Regions from separate parts of the Homo sapiens genome. Here region 1 is linked to region 2. Evidence: chromatin loops called from intact Hi-C (ENCODE). Cell type or tissue: ascending aorta. All regions are shown on one strand.

The links. A loop is a pair of places that touch in the nucleus more often than their neighbours do. Peaks named below come from ENCODE experiments on the same cell type or tissue, not always from the same donor. Only the 100,000 strongest peaks of a DNase experiment are listed, where the experiment ranks them.
Region 1: a loop joins it to region 2, with 2.4 times the contacts of the local background. A loop is called at or near these places in 49 of 110 quality-filtered maps.

Annotation. Positions count from the first base shown.
Region 1 is chr4:113,378,782-113,386,781 of GRCh38, reverse strand. ANK2 (ankyrin 2) reads right to left here. Exons shown (of 46, transcript NM_001148.6): 46 at 3,046-5,325. The coding sequence ends at 5,311. Among named protein-coding and RNA genes, the nearest start is that of MIR8082, 230 kb to the right of the region's middle. RefSeq lists an enhancer at 575-1,304. In ascending aorta, no CTCF peak of the experiment used is centred here; a DNase peak (open chromatin) is centred at 3,441; H3K27ac peaks cover 2,649 bases.
Region 2 is chr4:114,066,875-114,074,874 of GRCh38, reverse strand. No RefSeq gene overlaps it. Among named protein-coding and RNA genes, the nearest start is that of ARSJ, 91 kb to the right of the region's middle. In ascending aorta, a CTCF peak has its summit at 3,668 (motif pointing right); no DNase peak of the experiment used is centred here.

The DNA.
Region 1 (8,000 bases), 690 kb after region 2:
TTCATCCAGAAGTTGCTGCTGTACCAGTGCCATGTGAGTTCTGTAGCACAGCCTAGACGAGGTCTGAGTTCTGATCAACAGCCAGGAAAAACTGGCACAATGCGTATGTGTATTTTTTGTGGATATCATGATTCAGTTTTTTCTGCACATCATAAAGGCAGCTGAGGTGTCCATAGCCACCTCCAGTCAAGCCCAGACCCTGCCCACAATGCTCTGTAGCAGCTGTGGAGGACCTGCTGCTAATGGGGGCATAGCCATTCAGTAGGGGAGTTTGAGTGACTCTCTCCAATTCTGTAGTCAGTTTTGACAGGTAAGAAAAAAAGAACACCTCAAAATAGAGAGTGTGGGGGAAGAAAAAGGAATGGAAACCAGAACCGAGTTATAAGGGCCTGTGATGGTTGATAATGAGTGTCAACTTTATTGGATTGAAGGATGCAAAGTATTGATCTTGGGTGTGTCTGTGAGAGTGTTGACAAAGGAGATTAACATTAGAGTCTGTGGGCTGGGAAAGGCAGGGACACCCTCAATCTGGATGGGCACCATCTAATCCAGCTGCCAGCATGGCCAGAATATAAAGCAGACAGAAAAATGTGAAAAGACTAGACTGGCTTAGCCTCCCAGACTACATCTTTCTCCCACACTGGATGCTTCCTGCCCTCAAACATTGGACTCTAAGTTCTTCAGCTTTGGGACTCGGACTGGCTTCCTTCCTCCTCAGCTTGCAGACAGCCTATAGTGGGACCTTGAGATCATGTGATTTAATACTCCTTAATAAACTCCCCGTATACATATCTATCCTATTAGTTCTGTCCTTCTAGAGAACCCTGACTAATACAGGGCCCACTGAAGAAACAGAAAGAGATCCTGAAGAGTCCTTCCTCCAAATGGGAAGTGAATCGAAGGGCTTAACTGACAACATCCCTGTGATTCTCATTATAATAGGAAAAGATTTAACTGTATTTTCTAACCTACAGGGGTAAGCTAATGCCTTTAACACCTACCCCGAGGCTGACTCCTACACAAAGAGGCAGAGGGTCACAAACAGGGATCCACAATGAACGGACATCAAGGATACTTGCACAACAGGGGCTCTTCTACACTAAGGAGTGACAGACAGGCCAGGGCTGGCTGACCTTCCCTGCCTGGAGCAGTGAGATGCATCCAAGGCTAGTAGCAGTGTCTCCTATTTTACTGATGAGGAAATTGTCATCCAGTCGATAAACCTTTACAAAGTCATGGAAGGGGGCTAGACAGAGCTGGACTGATTCCAATCCAGGTCTTACTGTAAGATAACACACTTACCAATTTGTCACATTGCCTCATGGAAACATTCCATGAACTGAACAACTGAATGTCTCCAGTGACTGAAGACATCTCTTGAAATATTACATGTGCCACTGCCAAATGTCTCTGTTTACCATAGATAATAGCTCCATCCAAAGTCTATCCATATGCACTATTTACTTCATACTGTGGAACTAATTTAAAGCCAGGGAGTACTTTTGTTTTTCCCAGAAGGCCTGAGTATAACCCAATAGGAGTATTTTAATTTGTGTTCAGGACATCGCCCCCTCCATCCCCACCGCACAGATATCTAAAAGATTTTCTTACTTTGGTGATTCAGTCTATGATTGTAATTCTAGCTTCAATTAGATTAGAAAGAGAAATGATACCTTAAATGAAGGAAGGAGCATATAGTTTTTAAGCAGAGGTGGCAACCAAAGACATAGACTTTGAAATATTTTCTTTTAGAGCATGATGAAAGCAAGCAGTTCATTTTTATTCTGTTATTCAGGAGAACCTCGTAGTGATTTTGGTTCTCACTAGACCTACGTTTAACTTCTCTTTATCTGATTTATTCATTTGCCTGACTACTTGCCCACACCCAGACTCTCCATGCTTACAGAAATCAAGTGACTCCACGAGCAAACTAATTTCAAATTCAATTCAAGCCTGTTTCCGAGTGCTTATATGTCACTTTCACCTCTTCATGACTAATACAAATGATTTATGAGTGGTGCATAATCTTCTCTCAGTCTGGAAGTTTCCCCCACCCTACCTTTAAATATACTTCTGTAAAACGGCATATGACTCACTGAAGTTCTTTTACAAAAATGGGTTTTGCACAGCAAATAATTAAACATGAGAAGACATTGAATCTTCTCTGATGCTTTGATTTCCTTAATCAAACCCAAAGTAACACAAGCCCAGAGTTCCTGTAAGTAGAAAGTACAGCACATTAAACAAATGAGAAGGAGAGAGATGATCACACAGACACTCCTACTTTGGAATTATTTTTAACTGTTTTCTTTGAAAAATGTCAAGCATAATTGGTATTTTAAGTTCAGAAGACCTGTAAATCAACCAAGGATAGAAATCAGATCCAGTGAGCTTCCTGTCTCATACCAGATAAGATTTAAATAAAACCTACTCAATTTCTAAATCATGTCTTTTTTGTTTTGTTTTTACTGTAAAAAATATTAAAGCAACAGTAAAGGGATTTTTCAAAAAATGAAACAAAACTCTCCACACACAACTGATTTTGATTTTCCATAGTCCTACCCTGTCTTTATTTATATTAATATATCCATTTAATTTTAAATTCTCAGGCTCTAAGACAGAAAGAAAACTCCAGAGCCAACTGCTGTTCCCAAAGACAGAAAGTATTTAGTGACAGCCATGGCCTCATGGGAGAGAACCAAACCAGTCTTGCTGTGCTGCCAATCCCACTTACCCTTTCTCATCCCCTGCAAGTCCCCAAATTCCTATTTTCTTTCATTTAGTAGTGATCCAAAACAAAAATCCTCATTTTCTTCTTTTGCATAACAAGAACAATAAGAATTTCTTGAGGGCAGAGGCAAAATCTATTTATCCCAGTGCTTAATCCAGTGCCAGGCATATAGCATATTCAGCGACTAAATAAAAACCATAAGAAAAAAAGCAATTTGTGTCTTTCTGTTGGTTTCAAGTCTAGCTCAACTTTTTAAAACCTCTTATTCTCCTGAAATCACAGATTCATGATAAAGAAGAACAAATCACCGTTGCCACATTTAACACTTGTACATTTTATTTAATTAAATCAGCCATTGTACACATTGCAGCTATGTATTGTTAGTGTTGTATTTTTTTTTCCATTAACTAATACATGCCCTCATAGATATATTCAATTAGTGTTATCACCATGGGAACAAGATGCTGATTCGTCAACTGAAAATTCACTTCTTCTCACAGTATTCAAGTTTTTGATAACACAGCAAAAATCAAAATCAAAAAAAGGTGAATAACCATTATGTTGTTACACAGACATCATCTGCACTGCAAATAACACAACAGAAATGCTTTTCTTGAGCTCCAGTGAAGGTTTTGACAAGAAGGCCATAGGGTGTCTCAAAAAGTTTCACCATCGGCCTCTCTTATTTTGGCTGCCAAAGAATGTCTCATTTCCTATCCAACTGCCAAAAAGTGCTAGCATTTGAGGCTTAGGAGATTTGGCTTGTGGGAAACCTCCCTCCCAGGAAATTTTTTCTCTTGGCAACATTACTTTAAATGATGAAGTGCCATTGTTTGTCGCATTTGTTTTTGACATTCGGAGCAATGAGTCATTTTTGCACAACAGGAAAAGACCAGATAATTGGAAAATGTTCAATCCCTGGAGGATAGACTCTGTCCTTTTTTATTTAAATTTCATCTTCATTGAATATACTTTTCTTTAACAAATGACTGATTCAAAATGTATACTGTTTATATGAATATATTTGTGAATATATATATGTTAAAATGCTACACAGCTTCAACCACTAGAGGAATAAGGAAGAGGACATGGAAATTACTCAGATTGTTACAGTCCCTTCTTTGAGACAAACAAACAGAAGTGCACAAATGCACTTAAGAGTTTCCAAGGGAGTGTGGATTTCAAATAAATAAACCAAAAATTTTAACCAAAACCAAATTTTCAAGGATTTCTCAATCTTGTCTGCAAGCTGAAAAACAGACCTAGCTGGAAAGTGAAAAGTGCTCACTCAGGGTAAAAAGAATGGAAACAATTAATGTGATTAGAAGAGGGGTTTGACCGTGGTCTTGATTTTTAAACGCCACATGCAGGTATTAGAGAAGATATAAACCTGAAGAAAAAAAAGAAAGAAAGAAAAAAAAAAAGAAACCACTCCAACATACTGAAGGAGTTTAACCTTTTATGTAGTGGGTAAATCTTGTTTCCAATGAATTATCTACAGTGCAGTGGCCAGAAGAAAGTACCACTGTAAGACAGCGTGGTTTGCTAAAGCAGCAATGAAAACTGGAAAACTACAGTAGTTATAGCTTTTAAAATACCCTGCCAACTTGTCCAAGATCTAAAGACCTGAAGATGCTAGAATGCCACACAATGTAGCTGCCAGCAACTGAATACCCCATCGGTTCATTCTGCGTGGCCTCTGCTCCCTTCTCCCCTCCCTCAGAGTGGCTGTTGGAGTCCTAAGCCATGGCTGGCCAGCACCAGCAATAACTTCTCAGGACAGTTCTGCAAGGCTACTGACCCACCTTTAACTGGGAGCAGTGGCTACTCTGGAAGTTCTAAGGACATAATAGGTTTGAAGTGCTTCTTTTGCAGTAAAACTGTATTATCACTCGATTGTGTTAGCAATATCTTAATTAACCATTGTTCAGCAATTTCTAGAGGCCTTTTATTCTGATGCCCAGTGTAGTTACAATAGGCAGTGGTTTTAATTTTAATATGTTGTTCATCTGAGCATTTCAGCTATATACATTGTACATAGATATTCCTTGGAAGGATTCCTACATAGTGTCACTTGAAGAGGTCTGCAGGTGAAGTTCTTCTGATCAATGGATTTTCATGGATCTTGTGCAGAAGCAAAGAACAATGGAGGTGGCCAGTTCCCAGGTTAGCACAGACACAACAAAGTATTGGATACAGCATCCAGTATGAAGGATGCCATCTTTGGTCACAAATTAGCTTTATAGTTAAAGAGGATGGGGGAAAACTAAAGCAAAATGCCGTATATTTGCTAACAGTGGAAATGTCGGGGTATCCCATTAATTAGGCCAGTTAGGTCACTCCCCTACTGAAACAGGAAGCTGCATATTGAGTGAATGTGTGGTTTCTGGTGTGAGAACTGGGCAGCCCCTCACTTGGCCTCTTGCTTCAAGTCCTCCTTGCAGAAATGCCGAAGGAGCTGCTGGAGATCGCGCTGGAGGTCGTCCTGGTCTAGTGCTTCTGGTACATCCTCCAGGTGCTCCAAGTCAATGCGTTTTCCATGCTGGTCCTTCACCACAGCCCTCTTCTGTGTGATGGCTTTACTCATTGTTGTCCTGGAGAAAAGCAGACAAGAGAGAATTACGCTCTTTTCACTGCCAGAGGGCAGCTGTTAGGAATGAAGGTGACCATTACACTGAGTACCTAATGTCTTACCTTTAGATGTTTCCACAGCAAACTATTAGCATAACAAACTATAGACATCTTTTTGTGTCTTTCTTTTAAACATGGCTCCCCTCTCTCAAACGATTCATGAGATTTTTTTAAAATGTGTTTTGGAACAAGGAGTATTTTTTAAATCTTTAAGAAAAATTTAAAATAAATGAAACCATGCTTTAATTTGATCTTCTCAAAAACTAACCATAAAATCATTCATGGTTTGATTAAGTAGCCCTTACTTAATAGAGTTTGGTTAATTCTGAAATAGTACCACAAGTACCTTTTGACAGGCTAAAAAAACCTTTTTTTAATTTATTTGAAACACCTTGGCTGCCAGCTTAAACCTTACAGTCATACCCTGACCCAAACTTCCCAAAATTATGTTTTCAGAGAAGTTTTTTATGAGGCATATGTCTTTAAAAACTAAAATATTAGTCTATCAATATATAAGAAGGTGGCTCCCAACAAAAGATGAAGATCTGCCCAGGTCTCTAAGGCTTCATATGGAGATGGTGGGGGAGGAAGGGGAAAAGAGAAAAGCCATTGAGAGACAACTGCTTCCTCCGGATTCTCCAAGCCTCACATATGTTGCTCATTTTGTGTATTTCTTGCCATTTAACAGTCTGTTGTTTACTTGCCTCCCTTATAAGACTGGTGGTTACTTGAGAAAAGGAACTATAACACCTTTTCTTGAGACGGAGTCTCGTTCTGTCACCCAGGCTGGAGTGCATTGGTGCGATCTTGGCTCACTGCAACCTCTGCCTCCCGGGTTCAAGCGATTCTCTGGCCTCAGCCTCCTGAGTAGCTGGGACTACAGGTGTGTGCCACCACACCCAGCTAATTTTTGGTATCTTTAGTAGAGACAGGGTTTTGTCATGTTGGCCAAGCTGGTCTCGAACTCCTGAGCTCAGATGATCTGTCCACCTTGGCCTCCCAAAGTGTTGGGATTACAGGTGTGAGCCACCACATTGGGCCAGGAGCTATAACTTTTGTATAGTCATATTAATTTTAAGTCATACTAATATTTTCCTGTAACTGTACTTAAAAGTAATTTGCTCATTCTCAATTCTTTTCACTATATATTCTTCTTTTTTTTTTTAGAGTAAAGTAAAAGCAAGTTTATTAGGAAAGCAAAGGAATAAAAAATGGCTACTCCATAGGCAGAGCAGCCTTTTTCACTATACACTTCCAAATGCGGGTCCTCATTCCACAAGTATTTGACGAATGTGTTGTATGGGCCAGACACTAGTATAACAAATAAAGAAATTGAATCTCCGAGAATTTAAGCAATAGTCCAAACAAAAAATAACAGAATTAGCACACAGTGGGACCAAGAGTCAAAGATTCCAGAGCCTGAGTCCATAACCATACACTATGCATCTACACTTAAAACCGCCATAGGAAATGATCAGTTTTTGTAGCTTTACCCAGCATTTTCCTTATGTTTTCATTGTTCAGAAGTTGGAAGTTCTGCCATCATCCAATACCTCTATGCATTTGTTACGATCATCCTGATTTTTAAAAATAACTTACTTCAGCTAAAATACTTTCAGCTTTTTTTTGGACATCCTTGTTTCCTTCTTCCTTCTTCCCTTATGTTCTTCTACTCCCCTTTTTCCTTTAATACTATATGAATTGTTCTGCATCTGGAAGCAAACTTAAATTTGTTCTTGCTGATGAAAAGGTCAAATTTGATTCCAATGATTGAAATCTGATGTTTTCCTAAATACGCGGCAGCCATTTTTTTTTTCTTCAAAAAGGCACTTTTCTGACTATTTCTGCTAAAAGCTAGTAGAAGCCTTTATAGCATTGATGCCAGGGGTTAAGCCTCCATTATAGGACATTTCGTGATATTCTGTGTAGGCAAATGTAGGCCAATGTGTTTCTGAATATGCACATGTATATGATATCTTTAACAATGTATAAAATAAATGTTGTACATCATAAATAGAGTTCTGTAACTAACTAGCTTCCATAACTAACTAGCTGTGGAAACTCTATGGAGTTGTCTATATTCCTGGCTTCAAATTCACCAGCTGTAATTGAGAACTTTGGATTAATTGATCTCTAAATCTATTCCTGTTTGAAGAGCCCATGATGTTAGTGCATGCGTGGATTATGTGGTTTCATCTGAATAATTGAATAAAAGACTTAAAAGTTGAGAGTATAAAAGGCATTTTATCCTTAATTCATGTAGCATTTTTTAAGTTCTGAGAGAGCAATTACACTCTTTTAAATTCCTAGCTGCTGCTCTTTTCCCATTTGATTGGTGGGTGGAATTGTGACAGAACCTTTAATTTTGCTGTTCTAATTATTATGTTCTAAAGGCTTAAAATAGTTCTGTAGCATACTCTGAATGACAATCTTTCTCCCTTTTCAATGAAGTGAGAAGCACAATTGTAACTTGGATTTCCATTGTGTCTTTTCACCGAGAAGCTGAGCACATTTTATTAATCTCAATACTTACAGTGCTGTTAGAGGACCAGTGAGAAGCCAGAGTAGATCTGTGGAACAGTGCCCAAGTTTATACATCAAATCCATAACAGAGACCTGGGCAGACCAGTGTGCCTCA
Region 2 (8,000 bases):
TGTCATCTATAATATTTTCAGCAGTATGTTCTACTCCTCATTGTGGAAGTCTTTCACCTCCTGGGTTAAATGTAATACCAGGTATTTTATTTTTGCATGTGGTTACTGTAAGTGGTTTTGTGTTCTTGATTTGGTTCTCAGCTTGAACATTATTGTTGTATAGACATGCTACTGATTTTTATCCATTGAGTTTGTATCCTGAAACACTGCCAAATTCATTTATCAGGGCTGGGAGTCTTTTGGCAGAATCTTTAGGGTTTTATGGATAAAGAATCATATTGTCAGTGACGAGAGATAATTTGATTTCCTCTTTTTGTATTTAGATGCCTTTTATTTGTATTGCCTGCCTGATTGCTCTGGCTTAGCTCTTCGATACTAAGTTGAATACTATTATGTAATGAGTGGAAAATCTTGTCTTTTCCCAGTACTTATGGAGAATGCTGCCAGCTTTTGCCCATTCAGTATGATGTTGGCTGTGGGTTTTTCATAGATCATTCTTACTATTTTTAGATTTGTTTCTTCAATGCCTAGATTGTTGAAGGTTTTTATTATGAAAGGATTTTGGATTTGTCAAATGCTTTCTTGCATCTATTGAATGATTATATGGTTTTAGTTTTTAATTTGTTTTATATGGTGAGTCACATTTACTGATTTGCCTATGTTGAACCATCCTTGCATCCCAGAAATAAAGCTGGCTTGTGGTGATTTAACTTTTTGATATGTTACTGGATTAAGTTTGCTAGTATTTTGTTGAGGATATTTGCATCTATGTTCATCAGAGGATTGACCTATAGTTTTCTTTTTTGTTGTGTCTCTGCCATATTTTGGTATCAGGATGATACTGGTTTCACAGAATGAGGTTGGGAGAAGTTTCTCCCCCTTTATCCTAGTTTCAGTAGGATTGTTTCCAGTTCTTCCTTGTACATCTGGTAGAATTTGGCTATTAATCCATATGGTCCAGGGCTATTTTGCTTAGTAGGTTACTTATTACCAATTCAATTTCATTAATAGTTATTAGTCTGTTCAGAATTTAATTTTCTTCTTGGTTCTATCTTAGGAAGTGGTATGTTTCCAGGAATTTATCCATTTCCTCTAGAATTTCTAGTTTGTGTGCATAGACATGTTCATAGTAGTCTCTGAGGATCTTTTGTATTTCTGTGTGATTTGTTGTGATGTCACATTTGTCATTTCTGATTGTGCTTATTTGGATCTCTTGTCTTTTTTTCTTTGTTAATACAGCCAGCGGTCTATCAATCTTGTTTATCCGTTCAAAAGGCAACCAACTTTTTATTTTATTGAAACTTTGTATGATTCTATTGGTCTGAATTTCATTTAGTTCTGCTCAGACTTTAGTTATTTCTTTTCTTCTGCTAGGTTTGGGGTTAGTTTGCTCTTGTTTTCCTACTTTCTTCAGATATGAGGTTAGGTTGTTAATTTGAGATCTTTCTATCTTTTGATGTAGGCATTTTTAGCACTATAAGCTTTCCTCTTAACACTGCTTTTGCTGCATTCCAGGGGTTTTGGTATGTTGTGCCTCTATTTTCATTTGATTCAAAGAATTTTTACATTTCTGCCTTAATTTTGTTGTTTACCAAAAAGTCACTCAGAAACAACTTGTTTAGTTTCCATGTATTTGTGTGGCTGCAAGAGCTACTCTTGGTATTGATTTCTATTTTTATTCCCTGTGGTCTTACAAGATGGTTGTTATGATTTCAATATTTTAAAATTTATTAAGACTTGCTTTATGACTGAGCAGGTGGTAATCTTAAAGTATGTTCCATGTGCAGATAAGAATAATATGTATTCTGTGGTTGTTGGGTGGGATAGTCTGTAGATTTCTATTAGATCCAATTGGTCAAGTCTTGAATTTAAGCCCAGAATTTTTTGTTAGTTTTCTGCCTCAGTGATCTGTCTAATGCTGTCAGTGAGGTTTTGAAGTTCCCCACTATTATTGTGTAACTGTCTAAATCTTTTCTTACGTCTGGAAGTCATTGTTTTAGAAGTCTAGGCCCTCCAAATTTGAGTCTATATATATTTAGGATAATTAAGTCTTCTTGTTGAGTTGAACATTTTATCATTATGTAATGCCTTCTTGTTTTCTTTTCTCCTGTTGTTGGTTTAAAGTCTACTTTATCTAATATAAGAAAAGTGGCCACTCCTCCTTTCTGTTTTCCATTTGTGTGATAGATCTGTCTCTATCCCTTTGCTTTGAGCCTGGGGGTGTCATTACATGTAAAATGGGTCTCTTGAACACAAGAGAAGGATGGATCTTGTTTTTTTTTATCCAATTTGCCAATCTATGTCATTTAAGTGGAGCATTTAGGTAATTCATGTTCAAGGTTAATAGTGATATGTGAGCTTTTTTTCTTGTGGTATTTTTTACCAGTTGCTTTGTAGTTTTTATTGTGTAGTTGTTTTATAGAGTCTGTAGGCTATGTTCTTATGTGTACTTTTGTGGTAACATATATTGTTCTTTCATTTCCATGTTTAGAACTCCCTTAAAAACCTCTTACAGGGCCTCATGGTAATGAATTCCCTCAGTGATTGCTTGGCTAAGAAAGATTTTATTTTTCCTTCATTTATGAAGCTTAGTTTGGAGGAATAGAAAATTCCTGGTTGGAATTTCCTTTTTTAAGATTGCTAAAAATGGTACACTAATAAAGTTCTACTGAGAAATCTGCTGTTAATCTGATGGGTTTCTTTTTATAGGTAATATTACCTTTTTCTCTAGCTGCCTTTAAGATTTTTTCTTTCTCATTGACCTTTGATAGTCTGATGACTGTGCCTTGGGGATAGTAATTTTGTACAGTATCTCACAGGAGTTTTCTGGATTTCTTGTATCTACGTGTCAACCTCTAGCAAGATTGGGGAAAGTTTCATGAATTATATCCTCAAACATGTTTTCAATTTGCTTACTTTCCTCTTCGCTCTCAGGAATTCCAATAAGTTATAGATTTGGTCACTTTACATAATCCCATATTCCTTTAAAGCTTTGTTCATAATTTTAAATTCTTCATTCTTTGGTTTTGCCTGATTGGGTTGATTTGAAGGATCTGTCTTCAAAGTCTGAAATTCTTTCTTCTGTTTGGTTTAGTATGTTATTAAAGCTTCCAATTGTATTTTGAAATTTCTGTAGTGAAATTTTCAATTCTCTAAGTTCTGTTTGGTTCTTTCTTAATATAGCTATGTTGTCTTTCAATTTTTTGATCATTTTTCTGCCTTCTTTGTGTTGGATTTCAATTTTCTCTTAGATCTCATTGAGTTTCTTTGCCATCCACATCCTGAATTCTATACCAGTCATTTCAGACATTTCATTCCAGATAGGATGAATTACTTGAGAACTATCCTTTGGAGATGATGAAACAATCTGGCTTTTTGTGTTGCTGGAATTCTTGCACTGGTTTCTTCTCATCTGAGATAACTGATTTTTTTTTTTTTGATTTGCTATCGCTTGTAAGGAGCTTCTTGATTTTTAATTCTTTTTTCCCTTGAGGGTATTACTGTGGTGTGTGCTGTGTATAATTTATTGGCTTCATTTCTGGGTGCTTTCATGGTGTCAAGGCTCTGTACATGTTCCTTGGTTGCAGATAGGTTTGTGCTATGGTTTTCTCAGACATTGCCTGTGGTAGCAGCGTAACTTTGTATGGTGATGTAATTCAGGGTTCTTCCAGTAGATGGCATTTAGGAGTAAGAAATAGCATGTAGGGGCAGGAAAAGAGGCAATAGAGATGCATTAAAAAAAAAAAACCCTCCCTCAATCATGAGGTCAGGAGATCGAGACCATTTTGGCTAACACGGTGAAACCCCGTCTCTACTAAAAATACAAAAATTTAACCGGACGTGATGGTGGGCGCCTGTAGTCCCAGCTACTTGGGGAGGCTGAGGCAGGAGAATGGCGTGAACCTGGGAGGCGGAGCTTGGAGTGAGCCGAGATTGCCCCACTACACTCCAGCCTGGGCAACACAGCAAGATTCTGTCTCAACAAAAAAAAACAACAACAACCCTCCCCCAGTACACATTCACCTTCAGTGGGGTGGAGCTGCTGCAGAAGCCTGAGAAGAGGTCACTTTCAGCTCATGCTTCTCAGTCCTGATGGGAAGATCTGCTGCCAAGTCCACAGTGGTGCACTGAGTAGAGACGACCACCTCTCCGCATCCATTCCTAAGCTTTGATTATACCACCTTCAGCAGCTGGTGCCACAGATAATATTTTTATAAAATTCACAGAGAGACATCAGGCTTCCTGCTTTGGCCCTCATGGGTCTCTATATAGAAGAACTCTACCAGCAGGTATATTCAACCAAGTGGTCATTATTTGTATGATCTAGGACCACGTCAATCCAAGAGCAAACTCCAGATGGCTGAGCCAGAACTGAATTTGAATACACTATGCCCCCACTTTTGGCCAAGTTGTACCTGAAAGGTACATGACCAGGCCAATCTGGGGTTGCAGTTAGGGGAAAGAAAGATGCATCATACCCTGGAAAGGACAGGTTGAAATTCCAAATTTTCAAAATTCATTTATAGCACCCTCCTTTCCTTCTTCTTTATTATTACCCAGTATGTTTGTTTCCTAAGACTGCTATAACAAATGGTCATACACTTGGTGGCTTAAATCAGCAGAAATTTATTCTTTCCTTGATCTGATGGCCAGAAGTACAAAATAGACAGGGACATGCTCTCTCTGAAGTGTTAAGGAAGAATCTTTCCTTGACTCTTCCAGTTTCTGGTGGCTCCTGGAATTCCCTGACTTATGGCAACATAACTCCAATTTCTGCCTTCATCTTCACATGGGCTTCTGTGTGTCTCTCTATGTCCAAATCTCCCTGTGTTTTCTTTTATATATATATTTTTATTATACTTTAAGTTCTAGGGTACGTATTCACAACGTGCAGGCTTGTTGCATATGTATACATGTGCCATGTTGGTGTGCTGCACCAATTAATTCGTCATTTACATCAGGTATATCTCCTAACGCTATCCCTCCCACCACCCCCCACCCCACAACAGGCCCTGGTGGGTGATGTTCCCCTTCCTGTGTCCAAGTGTTCTCATTGTTCAATTCCCACCTATGAGTGAGAACATGTGGTGGTTGGTTTTTTGTCCTTGCGACAGTTTGCTGAGAATGATGGTTTCCAGCTTCATCCATGTCCCCACAAAGGACAGGAACACATCCTTTGTTATGGCTGCATAGTATTCCATGGTGTATATGTGCCACATTTTCTTAATCCAGTCTATCATTGTTGGACATTTGGCTTGGTTCCAAGTCTTTCCTATTGTGAATAGTGCCACAATAAACATATGTGTGCATGTATCTTTATAGCAGCATGATTTATATTCCTTTAGGTATATACCCAGTAATGGGATGGCTGGGTCAAATGGTATTTCTATTTCTAGATCCCTGAGGAATCGCCATACTGACTTCCACAATGGTTGAACTAGTTTACAGTCCCACCAACAGTGTAAAAGTGTTCCTATTTCTCCACATCCTCTCCAGCACCTGTTGTTTCCTGACTTTTTAAGGATTGCCATTCTAACTGGTGTGAGATGGTATCTCATTGTGGTTTTGATTTGCATTTCTCTGATGGCCAGTGATGATGAGCATTTTTTCATGTGTCTGTTGGCTACATAAATGTCTTCTTTTGAGAAGTGTCTGTTCATATCCTTCTCCCACTTTTTGATGGGGTTTTTTGTTTTTTTTTTTTGTGAATTTGTTTGAGTTCTTTGTAGATTCTGGATATTAGCCCTTTGTCAGAGGAGTAGATTGCAAAAATTTTCTCCCATTCTGTAGGTTGCCTGTTCACTCTGATGGTAGTTTCTTTTGCTGTGCAGAAGCTCTTTAGTTTAATTAGATCCCATTTGTCAATTTTGGCTTTTGTTGCCATTGCTTTTGGTGTTTTAGACATGAAGTCCTTCCTCATACCTATGTCCTGAATGGTATTGCCTAGGTTTTCTTCTAGGGTTTTTAATGGTTTTAGGTCTAACGTTTAAGTCTTTAATCCATCTTGAATTAATTTTGGTATAAGGTGTAAGGAAGGGATCCAGTTTCAGCTTTCTACATATGGCCAGCCAGTTTTCCCAGCACCATTTGTTAAATAGGGAATCCTTTCCCCATTTCTTGTTTTTGTCTGGTTTGTCAAAGATCAGATAGTTGTAGATGTGTGGTATTATTTCTGAGGGCTCTGTTCTGTTTCATTGGTCTATATCTCTGTTTTGATACCAGTACCATGCTGTTTTGGTTGCTGTAGGCTTGTAGTATAGTTTGAAGTCAGGTAGCATGATGCCTCCAGCTTTGTTCTTTTGGCTTAGGATTGACTTGGCAATGCAGGCTCTTTTTTGGTTCCATATGAACTTTAAAGTAGTTTTTTTCAATTAAGTGAAGAAAGTCATTGGTAGCTTGATGGGGATGGCATTGAATCTATAAATTACCTTGGGCAGTATGGCCATTTTCACAATATTGATTCTTCCTATCCATGAGCATGGAATGTTCTTCCATTTCTTTGTATCCTCTTTTATTTTGTTGAGCAGTGGTTTGTAGTTCTCCTTGAAGAGGTCCTTCACATCCCTTCTAAGTTGGATTCCTAGGTATTTTATTCTCTTTGAAGCAATTGTGAATGGGAGTTCACTCATGATTTGGTTCTCTGCTTGTCTGTTATTGATGTATAAGAATGCTTGTGATTTTTGCGCATTGATATTGTATCCTGAGACTTTGCTGAAGTTGCTTATCAGGTTAAAGAGATTTTGGGCTGAGACAATGGGGTTTTCTAGATATGCAATCAAGTCATCTGCAAACAGGGACAATTTGACTTCCTCTTTTCCTAATTGAATACCCTTTATTTCTTTCTCCTGCCTGATTGCCCTGGCCAGAACTTCCAACACTATGATGAATAGGAATGGTGAGAGAGGGCATCCCTATCTTGTGCCAGTTTTCAAAAGGAATGCTTCCAGTTTTTGCCCATTCAGTATGATATTGGCTGTGGGTTTGTCGTAGATAGCTCTTATTATTTTGAGATATGTCCCATCAATACCTAATTTATTGAGAGTTTTTAGCGTGAAGCGTTGTTGAATTTTGTCAAAGGCCTTTTCTGCATCTATTGAGATAATCATGTGGTTTTTGTCTTTGGTTCTGTTTATATGCTGGATTGCATTTATTGATTTGCGTATGTTGGACCAGCCTTGCAGCCCAGGGATGAAGCCCACTTGATCATGGTGGATAAGCTTTTTGATGTGCTGCTGGATTTGGTTTGCCAGTATTTTATTGAGGATTTTTGCATCGGTGTTCATCAGGGATATTGGTCTAAAATTCTTTGAATTTAGGGCCAACCTCAAATCCAGGATGAATTCATCCCAAGATCCATAACTAAGTACATCAGCATAGATGGTTTTTCTTAGTAAGGGTACATTCTGAGGTCCCAGATATACATGAATTTTAGGGGAGCACAATTCAACCTACTATACACCCAAGTAATGATTAAGGGAAAATAACTACTTTCAGGTGACAGCCACATTGAGTGACCAATCTTACAAGATGTGTGAACCAGAAGAGGTGACAGAGGGTAAAATCAGAAATTATTTCAGTAGATTTTTGAGGAGGCCAGTTAAACACTCAACAGTATTAGTTTGGTTTAACAGTTAGTGAGGCACAGGCATTTAGGGGAATCTTTGTGAACTGAGAGCCCTGTTGAGCTGGTTACTTTATTTTAGAAGTCTGAATAAGCGATAAAGCTTCTCTCAAAAGGATAATTGTCACTTTTAAATGTAAAGCTGAGACGATGCTGGAGCCAAGCCAGCTGTGTTCTTGGCTATTTTATTTTCATTGCATTTTACAAGAGAGATAGACTGGGCTCTTCCTACAGTCAGAGTCCAAGTTGACCCATCCCAAAGTGAAGACTATTAGATTAAAGTCACAAGGCCTTCACTGGCCAGGCATTCAATTTCAGTAAGATTCCATGGCAAGCTAATAGCTGCTTGTCAAAAGGAGATTTCCCAAGAGCCTATGAC